Linked DNA regions of Homo sapiens: all the other regions are linked to region 3. The links are chromatin contacts, found by Hi-C in ENCODE. All regions are on one chromosome and are shown on one strand. The core of a region is the stretch at or near the end of the contact, and the rest is flanking DNA. Distances in the headings are between cores, read along the strand shown. Region 1 holds the start of CDKL5 (cyclin dependent kinase like 5). Region 2 overlaps CA5B (carbonic anhydrase 5B). Region 3 holds the start of RBBP7 (RB binding protein 7, chromatin remodeling factor).

Region 1 (4,479 bases), core at 1,970-4,469, 1.6 Mb after region 3:
GGTTCTGACATCTGTAGTGGGATGCGTCTCTGGCATCTAATAGAAAGTCTGACTCAAACTGTCTGAAATGCAAGGAAAGGGCAGAGTTTGTTTAATGAAACAACTCAGTGACGTCATCAAGAACCCAGTTAAAAATTTTTTTTTCTATTTTTTGATTCTGCCTTATTTAGTGTGTAGGCTTTGACCTAGGGCTGGTTTTCCTCTTAGTCACGAAATGACTGTCAGTGGCAACAAGCGTACTTGCTTCCTTGTTCATCCAGCAGGGTAGACAGGGAAAACCTCTTTCAAACCATCAAATGTTAAATTCTTTCCTTCAGTGTAATTAGGCCACACATTGATTGACTGAGACTCTGGGTAGTGTGGAGCGGGTGGATGCCTGAACAGAGTTGGGGTTCTATTAGAAGGGCAAAAAAGCAAATCGATGCTGGGGAGGTTCTCAAGCTGTTTCTTCATCTGGAAAATGGTGAGAATTTCGCAGAGAATTGAGAGGATTAGAGATAATGTGTCAGATTTAGCAAATAAAAATCGAAGATGCTCAGTTAAAATTGAATTTGAGATAAACAGCAAATAATATTTTAGTCTAAGTATGCTCACCTCTTTCTACAAACACTACAAATTTATACATTAATTTGGTTCTTAAGCTTTTCTCCCAGATCCTGATTGCATTACAAGGTCTAGACCTAGAAGGGCATTTCGTAATTTTTTTGGCAATGGTTAGAACCTTATTTAGTTTTCTAGCCTTGTTCCACATGTATCCAGGATAAAAATACACATTTATACTAAAAATTATTCGTTGTTTATCTGAAATTCAAATTTAACGGGGCATCTTGTATTTTATCTGGCAACCCTAAATCTATGTGAAGTTCTTGGCACAGAGCAGGTATCCATTCACTGGCTAGTATTAGTGTTCTTTCTACATAAGTGCTCAGTTAAATGGCAGCATGGTACTTTTTTTTTTGGAGACAGAGTCTTACTCTAGCCCAGGCTGGAGTGCAGTGGTACCATCTCGGTTCACTGCAACCTTGACCTCCTGGGTTCAAGCAATTCTCCTGCCTCAGCCTCCTGAGTAGGTGGGATTACAGGTGCACGCCACCACTCCCGGCTAATTTTTTTCTATTTTTAGTAGAGATGGGGTTTCACCATGTTGGCCAGGCTGGTCTCGAACTTCTGACCTCAGGTGATCCACCTGCCTTGGCCTCCCAAAGTGCTGGGATTACAGGCGTGAGCCACTGCTCCCGGCGCATGGTACTTTTTAAACTTTTACTAACTTTCTAGAAAGGTTAGTTTTTGACCAAAAGACGAATTAACTAAACTGCAAGTGACTGCAAGAAATCCTTTACCACTACTTAAAACCAGATCAAAGCAAATGTCCCTAAGCAGAAGGTCATATTTGTGTATATGGGATGGCACATTATAAGGCATCTAATATTACTACTTAATACTAAATTGGACCTATATTAACAGATGTTCAGTTATTGTTTTTTCTCCATCTTCTCAATCTATACGGATAATTAATTTGTTACTTCCGGTTCACCAGGTCTAAATAAAATTTTAAAAAATTATTCATTTGAGTCAAAGGTAATGCTGCTGAAATTCCTAGTACAAAGGCTCTGATATACAGGGATGAAAATGGAGTGATTGCCCCAGGAGTTCTGGATCCACGTGGGTGAAGCTAGAGGTCACAGCACTGTTACTTTGCATCTGGAGGAGGCAGGAGACTCTGCGAAGCCCTCTGTTGTTGCCTCTGACTCCATTTTCCCTCTTTGCTAATTCATTGCTCCTACCTGTAAAATTTTCTAATATGCTTCCACTTTCATTTCCTCATCAAATATTCACCGTTATGAAAAAGAAAATCCTATTGGCTTGGTATCAAGTGGCCAAACTGAGCATGCTGCTACATATTGTTACCAGATTCACTACAGGAATAGATTAAGTGGATTTTATCCCAAATATCTATTTCCTATTACAGTACTGCATCTTTCTAATTTGGTGGCAGCTATGACCTCATACACTGCCTATTTTCCGTGCTTTTCCTAACCAGAAGAGACCCTATTTTTCTCCTTTGCTTGTTAAAGCGAAAATAATTATGCAGCTTTCCATAGATTTGTCCCCAATGTCTTTTTAAAAAAATTTTTTTTCTTTATTTTCTAAAAGTAGCATTGGAAATGTTATCTCCTTCAATTTCATCACCTCTTCATCCTCCTTGGAAACCCGATCCATGGTGGGTATTAAGATCTTTACATTTGTACTGGTTGGGCGATGACTTCATTGCTTTCAAGCCAGCTGGGGGATCTTGTGTGGCAGAGCATCGGACCGAAGCGGAGGTGTGGGTCGTTGCTGCTGCTGCTGCTGCTACTGCTGCAACAGCTCTTTGCACGCGCCCAGCTGCTGTGTAAGGAATCCTCAGGCTGCTAGGTCTTTGCGCCTAACTCACCCAAGGGACCGCAAGCTGCTGGATGAGTGTACGTGTGAGTGTGTGTTGTGTGTGTGCATATGTGCGTGTGTGTGTGCACACGCAGCGGCAACAGTTGGGCAGCAGCAGCAATGGACTTCGATATCATTTTTACCAACAACAGAGATAAACCATCCTCCATCCTGTATTTCTCAGCTCCCGCCCCGAGTATGTTCTCCCCCTCTTCTCCGACTTCCCCCACCCCAGCCCCCGGCACGGGTCCCTCCGGAGGGAGGGCAGGGTAGCTGCGCTGCAGGCAGGATTCCCTCTTTTTTCCGCAGTGACAGGCGGATTCCGGGGCCTCCTCGCCACCTCCTACCCCCGCAGCCACCCCTTTCTCAGTCACGATCTCCCCACCCCACCACCGTCGACCCTCTCCCTGCTTCCCCGCTCTACCCCCCGGCGTCGACTCCAGGCTCGGGCCCCGCCCCTCTCAGCCTCTCCAGCCCAGGTTGCTAGGGCTTGGCGGGGCAACCAAACCTGGCGTGCCAGGAGGCGCGGCGCGCGCGTGAGCGCGCAGGCGAGCTTGTATAAGGAACCAGCGTTCTTCGGCTTCGGAGACTCGAGCACGAGCGGCGCGAGCCCGAACCCCAGGACAAGCGCTTCCTCCTCATTGGCTCCTACCAGAAGGGGGCGGGGTAAAGGCGGGATCGGGCAAAACCTGAGGTGCTTTCCCATTGGTCCGAACGGGCCGGCTGGGGCGGGGCAGTTAGCAAAATAGGCTGCGCGTTCGCTTCTGCTAGAGGGCGGGGCCGGAGGTTTCGATTAGTTGTCTCTGCCGCTGGGGAAGGTAAAGCGGCGACGGCGTCCTCAGGAGCTGTGGGGTCCCCTGCTAGAAGTGGGGGACTCGGCGGGGTGAGTAGTCGCGCCGCCACCCGCCCGCCAAGCCTTCTTACCCTTACATCGGCCCCGCGTCCACCCAGCTTCTCCTGAGAGTGGAGACCCACCCAGTCCCCCCGGGCGGACAAGAGAAGGGGCGGGGGCGCCGGTTCCCCCGGAACGGGGCGACGCGGTGAGGACGTCCCAGCCCGGAGTAGCCCCTCCTCAGCGCTCCCCTGCGCCTCTGGAAGGGCTTCCCCCGAGGGGCTGGGGCTGTCTTTTGGGGTGTGGGGAGGCGAAAGGGTGTGAAAGAGGGGCGGCGGGTCGAGCCCGCCCCGCGGGGTTCCCCTCAGCGGCGGGTCTGCGGCGTCCCCGCCCCGCCGCTCCCGCGGCACGAGCTCCCCGGGGCTTGCGGCGAGGTAAGCCCCTTCCCGCCGGCGCCGAGGAGGGGCCTGCGCGCCCCAGCCCCCTGCCCGAGTTCGGAGGGAGCCCGAGACTCGCCAGGGGCCGTCAGTCGCGGCCCGGGCCCTTCTGACCTTGGCTGCCCGCGAGGGTGGGCTAGCGACCGGGCGCCGGCCCCGCGGCTCCGCAACCTCCCCCGGACAAGTTTCAGGCGATGCTGTGAAGTTCACGACTGGCATAGTGCGGGGAAGAAGAATGGCCCCTTCTCAGACCTTCATACCTTTTGGACCCTCATAGAAATCGGATTCTGGGATTTGGAACCGTCTCCCAGAACGAACAGGTCCTCCTTGCATTGACACGTTTTGTGCCCACGTTGGGGAAAAAAATAACCTGAACATATTTCAGTGTAAAGGCAGATCTTCCTTGAGGGTTTTGTTTTTCGCTTCATTTGAGTGTTAAAGAACAGATGCCTGAATAAGAAAAGCCTGACCTTAGTATCTCTACAGTGAGATTAGACGGGTGCTGTGATATTTAAGTAGTTGCAGATCAGTATTCTGTTAGCACAATCTATTTTAATTGGCTGGAATTTAAGCTGATTTTAGAAAGTATTGTTGACACCGAATGATTTCTTTCTGTGCATCTGAATTAGGTTTGTTTGAACGTAATGGTTATATAGTTAATGTAAAAGATTACACAAATTAATTTGTCTGAGAGCGTTTGTCAGAAACAGGAGACAGAGATGTGTATAGAACAGGATTATCGTTTTAGGTAACATCTGCTGGAACATTTCCAGCTTGTTTCTTTCT
Region 2 (4,509 bases), core at 1,454-3,953, 1.1 Mb before region 3:
CAGCTTGCTTGTCTATGTCTGCAGCTCAATTTTACAGGCTGCTCTTTGTTAGGAAAGAAAATGATTTGGGGGCTGCTTTTTATTAAAAGGAAAACCTTACTGAGGACTCCCATATCCTCACTATCTGCCTAAGTAATTTCTTCTTAACTCCTATATCACTATTATTTAGCTCAAGGCACCATCAAGATAATCCCTTGAAAGTTGATTACCAGTCCATGTTTGATATCCTGAGTCAAACATTTGCATCTCTTAAATAAGGTGCATTTTGACATACATGCTCCGTTCAAAAATGTATATACACAAACACACACATAAAACTATAAGCAGGCCAGATGCAGTGGCTCACACCTGTTATCCCAGCACTTTGCGAGGCCATTAAGCAGGAGGATTGCTTGAGTCCAGGAGTTTGAGACCAGCCCAGGTAATATAGTGAGAACCCCCCCCCCCGCCCCCGCCAACCCCCATCTCTAAAAAAAATAAAGTTAGCCAGGGATGGTCGGGCACAGTGGCTCACACCTGTAATCCCAGCACTTTGGGAGGCTTGAGGTGGGAGGATCACTTGAGATCAGGGATTCAAGAACAGCCTGGCCAACATGGTAAAACCCTATCTCTATGAAAAATACAAAAAAGAGCCTCTGCACAGGTCGGAGGGAAAGAAAGGAGTTGGAAGATCTGAAGCCCACGTAGCTGGTGGGCAGGCAGGAGTGCAAATGGATGTGAGGCCGAGATCTTAGCAGGCCCAGAGCACATGGCCTTGCAGCCACACCACAGTCATGGTTGCACAAAGGATGTCCTGAACATCTGTTTGAATGTGTCTCAAGTACTCAGACTAAACACTTCTAAATCTGTAGTGGAATGAATGTGTAACCAAGAAGAATTGATTTTTTTTTTTTCAAAATTTCAGAATGGAATAGGGATAGTTTTCAGGGAAAATGGATGAAGCAGTATTGTGGTGGGGAAAGTGTTCAAAGTTAATATTACCATAACTTCAGAACACCATAGTGAATACCTTGGAAAGCATCATCTTCATCTTCTGAGACTTTGACTGTGACCATGTGAAAGGTAGAGAGAGAATTCAGGATTAACTTTGTCTGTTTTCCCATGTTCAAGGGCCATTGTGTTACACCTAAAATTGGCAAAGAGTCATAGATTATATTTAAGCTCAGATTTCAAAACTGTCCATGACTATTTTGGCAGGATGTATCTTGGGTTTTTTGTTTTGTTTTTGTTTTTGTTTTTTTGTTGTTGTTGTTTTGTATGCAATCTAGATGCAGATGTTTGTTTTTAGTCAGCCTGGAGGGAGCTTTAATGTTGGGGTTCTTCGTACATGTAAATACCATGCTGGATAATTAATTGGGATTTCCTGGAGCAATTTTTTTTTTTTTAAGAAACTGTACTGTAAACAGTTTTTCATTCTTGTGGATAAAGAGAAGCTTTTCTCTGGATTTCTAATATTCGCCAACCCTGAGGGAAAGGCAAAGCATGTGAGTCAGTCCTCAGGACCCTCCCTGCCCTCCACTGAGGGGACCAATGAGTTTGAGGAACAAGAGTGGATAAACCGTTGACTCTCATCTGCCCTCCCTCCCTCCACCTCAGGGTGTGTACTGCTAGTCTGAATATTGTCCTGCTTAGAGGTTTCTCCATCATCTTAAGTTTCTGTTGTTTACAGCTTTCCCTCCTCTGCCCTCATCCCTCTAGATTATTAAGTTCCTGCAACTTAACTGGGAACTGATCAAGATTTCAAGCTAAAGATGGTGGTGATGAACAGCCTGAGGGTCATTCTTCAAGCCTCTCCAGGCAAATTGCTGTGGAGAAAGTTCCAGATTCCGAGATTCATGCCAGCGAGGCCCTGCAGCCTCTATACTTGTACTTACAAAACCCGGAACCGAGCCTGTGAGTACACCACTTCCTTAAAGAGAACAAAAAGGGCTCCAGCCTGAGTGACAGAGTGAAATCTCATCTCTTAGAAAAAAAGAGAAAAGAAAAGAGGGAGCAAGTGTGCAAGAGCAAAAATACTCATCTTTATAATAATCACACATGTTAAACATTTGTAGCTATGCTGTCTTTGGCTTTCCAGTGTAGGATTATATGCCTTATGAACTGTGAGAATAACTGTTTCTCTGTTGATTCATGAAAGTAAATGTAGAATGTTCTTTCTTGACTAATTTTAGCATGTTAAAATGATGTCATGCAGAAACTGGACAAGAGACAGATCCCGGTTTTTAATATTTTGGAACCTGTTGTTTATTATTTCTTGGTAGCAATTGTCTTTTTTTTTTTCTTTTAAACAAAGGTTGATCCACAAACCACAAATTATTTCTGGGAACCTTAAGTTTCTGGAAGTTGCATGTAAATGTTTGTAAACAGTTTACTAGCTTCAACGTTCTGGAATATTCTGTCCTGAGTTAGGAATTACTGAATTAATTCTAGCTGATCAGTTTGCAAGTGTGTGCTCTGCTGTAAGGATGGAAGATTGAGTGAGGCAGGAAATGGTCTTCCTCACACCTCTCTCATCTCGTTCCCCTCCTGGAAATACAAGGCATTGCCCATGTCCGGATGTGGCAGGGATTCTCCACTGCGGCATGATGGACATTGAGGATGGATCATTGTGTGTTGTAGGGGGTTGTCCTGTGCCCTGGAGGGTCTTTAGCAGCATTCCTGGCCTCTGCCTACTAGTTGCTAGTAGCACCCTCATGAAGCTATAACAACCAAAACTGTCTGCAGACATTGCCAAACATGCTCTGCGTGACTGCCCTAGAGAGGGCAGTTGAGAGAATGGGAAAGGATAATGTGTGTATTTGTGAACAGATAACTTTGAGTTAATGAAGAGATGAAATGGCTAAGTATTATCATTAAGGAGGAATTTTTCATGTTTTCCATTATTTAAAAAACATTGGCACAGAGTTTTCAAATGTTGGACTGCACTGAGGTCTAGGTTTCTCCCCTTTAGTGTTTATTTTCTTTGACCCCATATGCACATAATAAAAAGACTGAGTAAGAATGGAATGCTTGTAAATTAGTAATGCTAATCTAGCTACATCCAAGGGCTTGAAACTGCTCTACAAATATATTTTCACTGTAAGTTTATTTTGTTTCCTTCAACATTGACTGTGTTCTTTTTCAAATAAACGGACCAGAGGCATAATAAATTTCTGGTTGCTAGGTGTGGTTTCCTACAAACATGCCACATCCTACTGAGACTGGCTTATTCTGAACACTGGCACTTTGTGGTCTATGGTTTATATTGGAAAGTATTAATAGTTTTGCTTTTTTTTTTTTTGACAGTTGAAATTAAACATCCAAATCCGGTATACGTATGTAGTTAGGATAGTTTGCTGCTTTTAGTGCTGACAAAAAAAAACAAACAGTAGTGGCTTCGGGAGGGGCAGTTTTACTTAGTGAATTTCCCACAACAGATGACATGTTCTTGTTTCTAAGTTACTAGGAAAAACAGGGGACAGTCACCATTTGATTTTGTTTGTAGCATATTATACTGTTCCAACCTGTTTGCCCCAAGAATAATATTGTGGTCTTTGCTGCTCTGGGCCTTCGAGCCGGTCCTGTTTCTATGTTCTGGACCCTCGTCTGCTCAATTGTAAAGACAATTCTCATTGTTTCTGACAGCTCAATACCCCAACAGAAGGCCAATGTACACTTGTGACCAAGAATGACCCCAGATTCTTGAGGGTTTGAAAAGATAACGTGTTAATGAAAAAAGCCAAATTCTAAAATATTTGAAGAGGTTCATTCTGAGCCAAATATGAGTGACTGTGGCCCATGATACAGCCTCAAGAGGTCCTGAGAACACATGCCCAAGGTGGTTGGGTTACAGCATGGTTTAGGGAGACAGAAGTTACACGCAAGACATAAATCAATACATGTAAGGTATACATTGTGAGGACGAAACTCTGATTTTTTTTTTATCTTGCCCAAATTCCTATCTAAGGGGTCTGGGGAGTCATGCCCCACAAATCATAAATTCTCACCAGATGGGTTTTATTCAACCCTATATATCGTGATTTACTTTCCAAGCTGACTTTGGCATAACATTACAAGACAAAGAAGAAAATCAAAATATTTTACCCCAAAACATGTTTCTTTGCCATGTTTTGAAATAGCCCTGCAAAGCTGTTCTGCATGGGGGAAAATTTGTATCTGTAAAGAATCTCTGGGCCAGGCGCGATGGCTTACGCCTGTAATCTCAGCACTTTGCGAGGCCGAGGCGGGCGGATCACAAGGTCAGGAGATCAAGACTATCCTGGCTAACACGGTGAAACCCCGTCTCTACTAAAAATACAGAAAATTAGCCAGGCGTGGTGGTGGGCGCCTGCAGTCCCAGCTACTAAGGATGCTGAGGCATGAGAATGGCGTGAACCCGGGAGGCGGAGCTTGCAGTGAGCCGAGATCGCGCCACTGCACTCCAGCCTGGGCGACAGAGCGAGACTCTGTCTCAAAAAAAAAAAAAATCTCTGTTAACATAGCTAGATCTTTTTTTTCCAGACCCTCCCA
Region 3 (4,498 bases), core at 770-3,269:
TGATCTTGGGATGGCACTTAAACTCTCACTCCCAGTTTCCTTATCAGTAAAACAAGGATGATGAAAAGTACCTACAGCATAGTACTATTATGAGGATTACAACAAACAACAGGACGTAGATTCTTCAGATGTGCCAGGCCCTGTTCTGAGTGCTCAATAAATGCCAGCAATTATTACCAGAGAAACTGCAGATGTAACAGAAAAGAATACTCTTATGAAGACTAACAGCAATCTCAAAGTGTATTCCATAAGCCGATAACATCTTTTCTTTGGTCAATTGTTGACAAGGTCTTTTTCCCTTTACCAATTAAAATGTATTTATCTTGGATGACTGTTACGTGTGTTCACTTTGTAAAAATTTATCAAGCCATACAACACTTAAGATGTGTGAACTTTTCCGTAAATATTCTATTTTTCAGTAAAGTTTTAAAGAAACGCATTAGTTTGGGCCCAGAAAGATGCTGCTCTACATTCAAGCCCAGGAAATGTCAAATATATTCAGTGCTTCCTCCAAACACGATTAATCTCACAACAGCTTCTTTCTCCCCTTTTACCACCACACTATACACCAGAAATCATCCCACAAATCACGTAAGTTTTGAAAATAAAAACCACCTGCCACCTCATGCAAGGGCTGATTACATACTTATGTTCTATGCATAAAACGCCAAAACTAGGAAATTCAGAACGACAGTTAAATTTAAACAAAATAAAAGTTGCCAGAAACCCTTACTTAGTCACTTCAGGAAGCCACTGAACGGTAAGACTGGGCCACTGAAGAGCATGGGTCATAACCAGGTCATATAGAAACGGTGTATTCTTCTTCCAGATTTTATATTCTTCATTGATGACACGCTCCTCCACAGTATCTTCAAACACTGAAATTTGGAGAAAGCCCACACGATTAAGTGGCTGAGATAGATCAAAGTCAGAAATTGGAGGTCACCTCAAGATGGCCACACCTCATGTACTCTTTCCTTTTACCTCTAATTTGGACACGGACAACTAACTGCTCTTCCAGAAGGTGGAGAAAATACTAACAATCAGGAAGCCTATTTTTTCCATTGAGATCAATACCCCCTGCGTACACCATGTTGGGTAGTCAATTACACGGACATGGAAATTGTTTACCCTGTTACAGCTGTTCGCACCTGTTCTAAGATGACGACCTGTACGTACAGGGGCTGCGCGACCCAGTCGGGAAGACAAATGCACGTGTAGCAGAAGCCCACAGGCCTGGTCTCTCCAATCCCCATCAGGGGAGGCCCCAGCTCCCACGACGCCCGCCTCGGCAGCCATAGGCCTGAGGACCCCAGCAACCCCCGGACAAGGGCCGCGACCCCGAGGCGGTCAACGCGCGCGCGCGCGTAGAAAGAGCCGCGGCGCTCGCTTCCCAGCGGCGGGGGCCGCCTCCGCCCCGGGGCCGAGGGCGCCGGAGGGAGCGCAGCCGCTGGAGGAGGGAAGGGAAGAGGGGGGCCCAGCCCTCGGCCCCGCGCCCGGCTCCGGAAGTGCTCGGAGCCCTCGGCGCGGCGGTCCCGTCCCGCGCAGGCCCCTCGAGGCGCGCGCCCAGTCTCGCGCCCGGCCCCGCCCCCTGCTCCGCACGCCAATTCGCGCCTTTCGCCGGCGCGTGCCGCGGCCTCGCGCGCCCGCCGCCCCCCGCGGCCCCGGCGCGCGCCGCCCCGCAGGGCCTCTTACTCTCTTTACTCGCCATCTTGCGTCGGGTCGTTCGCCCCTCGCCGCCGCCTCGGACTCCTCTCGTTAGCCAAGAGCAGCCCGACCGCTGGCGCTCCTGCCTTTCCCAAGCGCGTCACACTCCCCACTGTCGAAAGCCCGGGCCCCGTCTTGCTGCCTGGGTGCTCCCCAGACGCCGCGTCCTTCTTTCCTGCCTCCTCCCCGCTCGCGGGTACCGAGGTCTGAGGCGCTCTTCTCTCTCTCTCCAAACTTGGAACGAGACTTTTCAACCCGCGCCTCCCAGCCCGCCCAGGCAGCTGAGCGCAGGCGCATCCGCCCTGGGAAAAGTGAGAGGAGGCGGAGAGGCGGGTCTGGGAGCCAACGGCTCCGGCGCCGAGACCAATGACGCGCGGCGGGCGGGTTTCACGCGGCGTTCGGAGGCGGGCTTCTGGGGGTGGGCGGAGCGTGCCGCGGCAGGAAGTTGGCGATGCGCAGGCGCGAGGGCTCGCCCGGCGCTCCCAGGGCCGGCCGCGGAGGCGGATGGGGCGCGCGGGGGCGGGGCGGATGAGGGCCCGAGGGGGCGGGGCGGATGGGGGCGCGCGAGGGCGGGGCTGATGGAGGCGCGGCTGGCCGGCTGAGTGGGGGCCGCGAGCCCCGGGGCGGCGAGCCTTGGGGCCCGCGGGGCGTGGTTGCTTGTAGCGGCAGCGGTGGTGGGGGTGAGAGGGGGGCAGGGAGGCTGCCGCCGCTTAGCCAAGCAAAATCTCAGAGCAAGAGGGGAAAATGGTTCCTGTTCTCGAGAGATTACTGTGCCTTCAAAGTCTCCCTGATAATCACGGACATGCAATTCTCTGCACCCCTGAAATGTTCTCCTCCAGCCGACTGGCCTTTCCTGGGGCCCGGTCGGGCCGAGGTGGGGCTGGTCTCAGACGGAGGAGAGCTTTTGGAGAGGCCGCGGGCGTTTTCTGCCTGCAAAAGCCGCCGGGCCGCCCTGTTAGGCTAAATGTGCAGCCTGTGGCGGCACAGGCCGCCGGCGGGCCGAAGCCGATTTACACTGTTACATTTTAATTTGTTCGATGTTTGGGTCCTTAAGATGATGGTTTGCGGCCTCTTCGCGCTTCAGGGGATTTTGTCCCTGCACTGGCGTTCCTTTCTCATCCCAGCCCCGGCCCCTGCTGAGTCATTTTTGTCACCTGCAGGGGTCCCAGCGCGACCCCACCCCAAGCTGGCGGAGCTGGAGAGAGCAGGGCTGAACTACCCTGGGCCTGCTTACCTGAGCCCTGCTCTGCTCAGGAACTTCATAGCCCCTGAGGAGTGTGTCGGGGGAGGAGAAAGCTGGCTGCAAGGCCAAAAGGGAAATAGAAGAAAATGAGGGCCAGGAGCAGAGGGGACGGAGTTGGGGGAGGCGACCAAGGTGCCTGCGTGCAAAGGGAACCGAAGTGTACGTCCAGCTCCGGGAGAGGCTCCTCTTGCAAAAGCACCCCCGGAACATTTGCTGCCTTGATACCTTTCCAAGTGCCTTCATGCTCAGATGCTATCTTGCAGATGCCGCTGTCATGCCCACTTTTCTGACCGGGACGCAAACCCAGACGTTAGTCAGTGGCAGAACCAGTCACATTCCCTTCTGTAGATATTTACTGTGTTGTTTCCGATACAATACCGTTCATTATTATAACGCCCTCCCCCCATTCTGGGTCAAGGAATCTTGTTAGTGCCTAAGGCTGAGGGGGTGGCTAGAGAGGGAAGAGAGTTGGAAGGGTGTTTAAGCAATACAGCCCTCATATTCTAGGACATTAGTTGGCAAGACTTTTTCTAAAAGGACCGAGATAGTAAATATTTTAGGCTTTGGGGGCAACTGCTCGACTCTGTCGCTTTGCAGCGCAAAGCAGCCATGGAAAATATGGATGCATTTGGCTGCGTTCCGATAAAACTACAGACACTAAAATCGTTTTCACGGGTCACAAAATCTTTTGATTTTTTTTTTCTATCACTTGAAAACGGAAAAACCATTCTCAGCTCGAGGGTCATACAAAAACATGTGGTGGGTTAGATTTAGTCGGAGGACTGTAGTTTGCCCACCTTGTTCTAGAATAATTGTACCTTATGGCTCTGCTTCAAAGAGAACCTCGTGTGCAAAGCAAGAGGCGGCTTGGGAGATGATTTGTATCCCTTTAATACAGTGTACTCATTTCTGACAAGTAGACATGATTTCCAAAACCTATTAAAAGAAATGTTTAAAGGACTGAAAGAAAAGAAATCTTCCCAGACGACTTGGCTTTAAAATCTTGATACTGTTTACCTCAGTGAGGGTCAGAGAAGGAAATATGGAACAAATATTTTGGGAATTTCTGAGAATATTCACACACTATCATGCATTTAATCCGAAAGTGTCATGTACAGCATATTTCATTAGTTTTGCATTTTTGTTGTTGTTAAATTGAATCTGTCAATTCTATTTAATTTTTTGGCCTTTTTTCCATACTACTTTTTTTGCATTAAAAAAAGTGATATGTTTTCTCTCTTGGATTGCTTAACTGTTGGGTTTGTTTTGCCTTTCTCCCCAGCCTCTTAGCTCTGGTCCTAATCTTTTCTGGCACTTTTCTGGGGTTGTTCTTTTTGTCTCTCCTGTGCTCAGCTAATAGAGTAAGGCACAAACAGGTGCACACACACAAGGAAGGGATGAATTTTATTTCATTTTTTCGAAAATGCAAATTCTAAATGGACTTCATGATTGCGCTTAGTCACAACTTGAAGTTTGAAAAACACTACACTATGATTTTTAAATTTCTATTTCTTTCTTTTTTTCTTTTCTTTTCTTTTTTTTTTTTTT

Evidence for each region. Hi-C counts contacts between places; a loop is a spot of excess contacts on that map. Pooled maps may share reads with other maps.
Region 1: a map of CD8-positive, alpha-beta T cell shows a loop between it and region 3 (11-fold over the local background). The contact joins the promoter of CDKL5 here to the promoter of RBBP7 in region 3. A Hi-C loop is called at or near these places in 2 of 168 maps with a recorded cell type or tissue (CD8-positive, alpha-beta T cell and naive thymus-derived CD4-positive, alpha-beta T cell), 1 of 37 single-sample maps with no recorded cell type and 7 of 50 pooled maps.
Region 2: a pooled map shows a loop between it and region 3 (11-fold over the local background). The contact joins the enhancer-like site here to the promoter of RBBP7 in region 3. A Hi-C loop is called at or near these places in 7 of 50 pooled maps.

Annotation. Positions count from the first base shown.
Region 1 is chrX:18,422,389-18,426,867 of GRCh38, forward strand. CDKL5 (cyclin dependent kinase like 5) reads left to right here and starts at 3,220. Exons shown (of 18, transcript NM_001323289.2): 1 at 3,220-3,307. RefSeq lists an enhancer at 2,841-3,135 and a silencer at 3,471-3,540.
Region 2 is chrX:15,748,273-15,752,781 of GRCh38, forward strand. It overlaps CA5B (carbonic anhydrase 5B), which reads left to right. Exons shown (of 8, transcript NM_007220.4): 2 at 1,699-1,893. The coding sequence starts at 1,752. CA5BP1-CA5B (CA5BP1-CA5B readthrough) reads left to right here. Exons shown (of 12, transcript NR_160544.1): 5 at 1,699-1,893. Among named protein-coding and RNA genes, the nearest start is that of CA5B, 12 kb to the left of the region's middle. Within about 2 kb of position 2,704, at least 20 of the 41 ENCODE cell types and tissues checked have a DNase peak (open chromatin) inside an H3K27ac peak, as active enhancers do.
Region 3 is chrX:16,868,343-16,872,840 of GRCh38, forward strand. RBBP7 (RB binding protein 7, chromatin remodeling factor) reads right to left here and starts at 2,020. Exons shown (of 12, transcript NM_002893.4): 1 at 1,696-2,020; 2 at 734-878. The coding sequence starts at 1,711. RefSeq lists enhancers at 937-1,026, 2,036-2,714 and silencers at 1,247-1,586, 1,607-1,656, 1,987-2,296.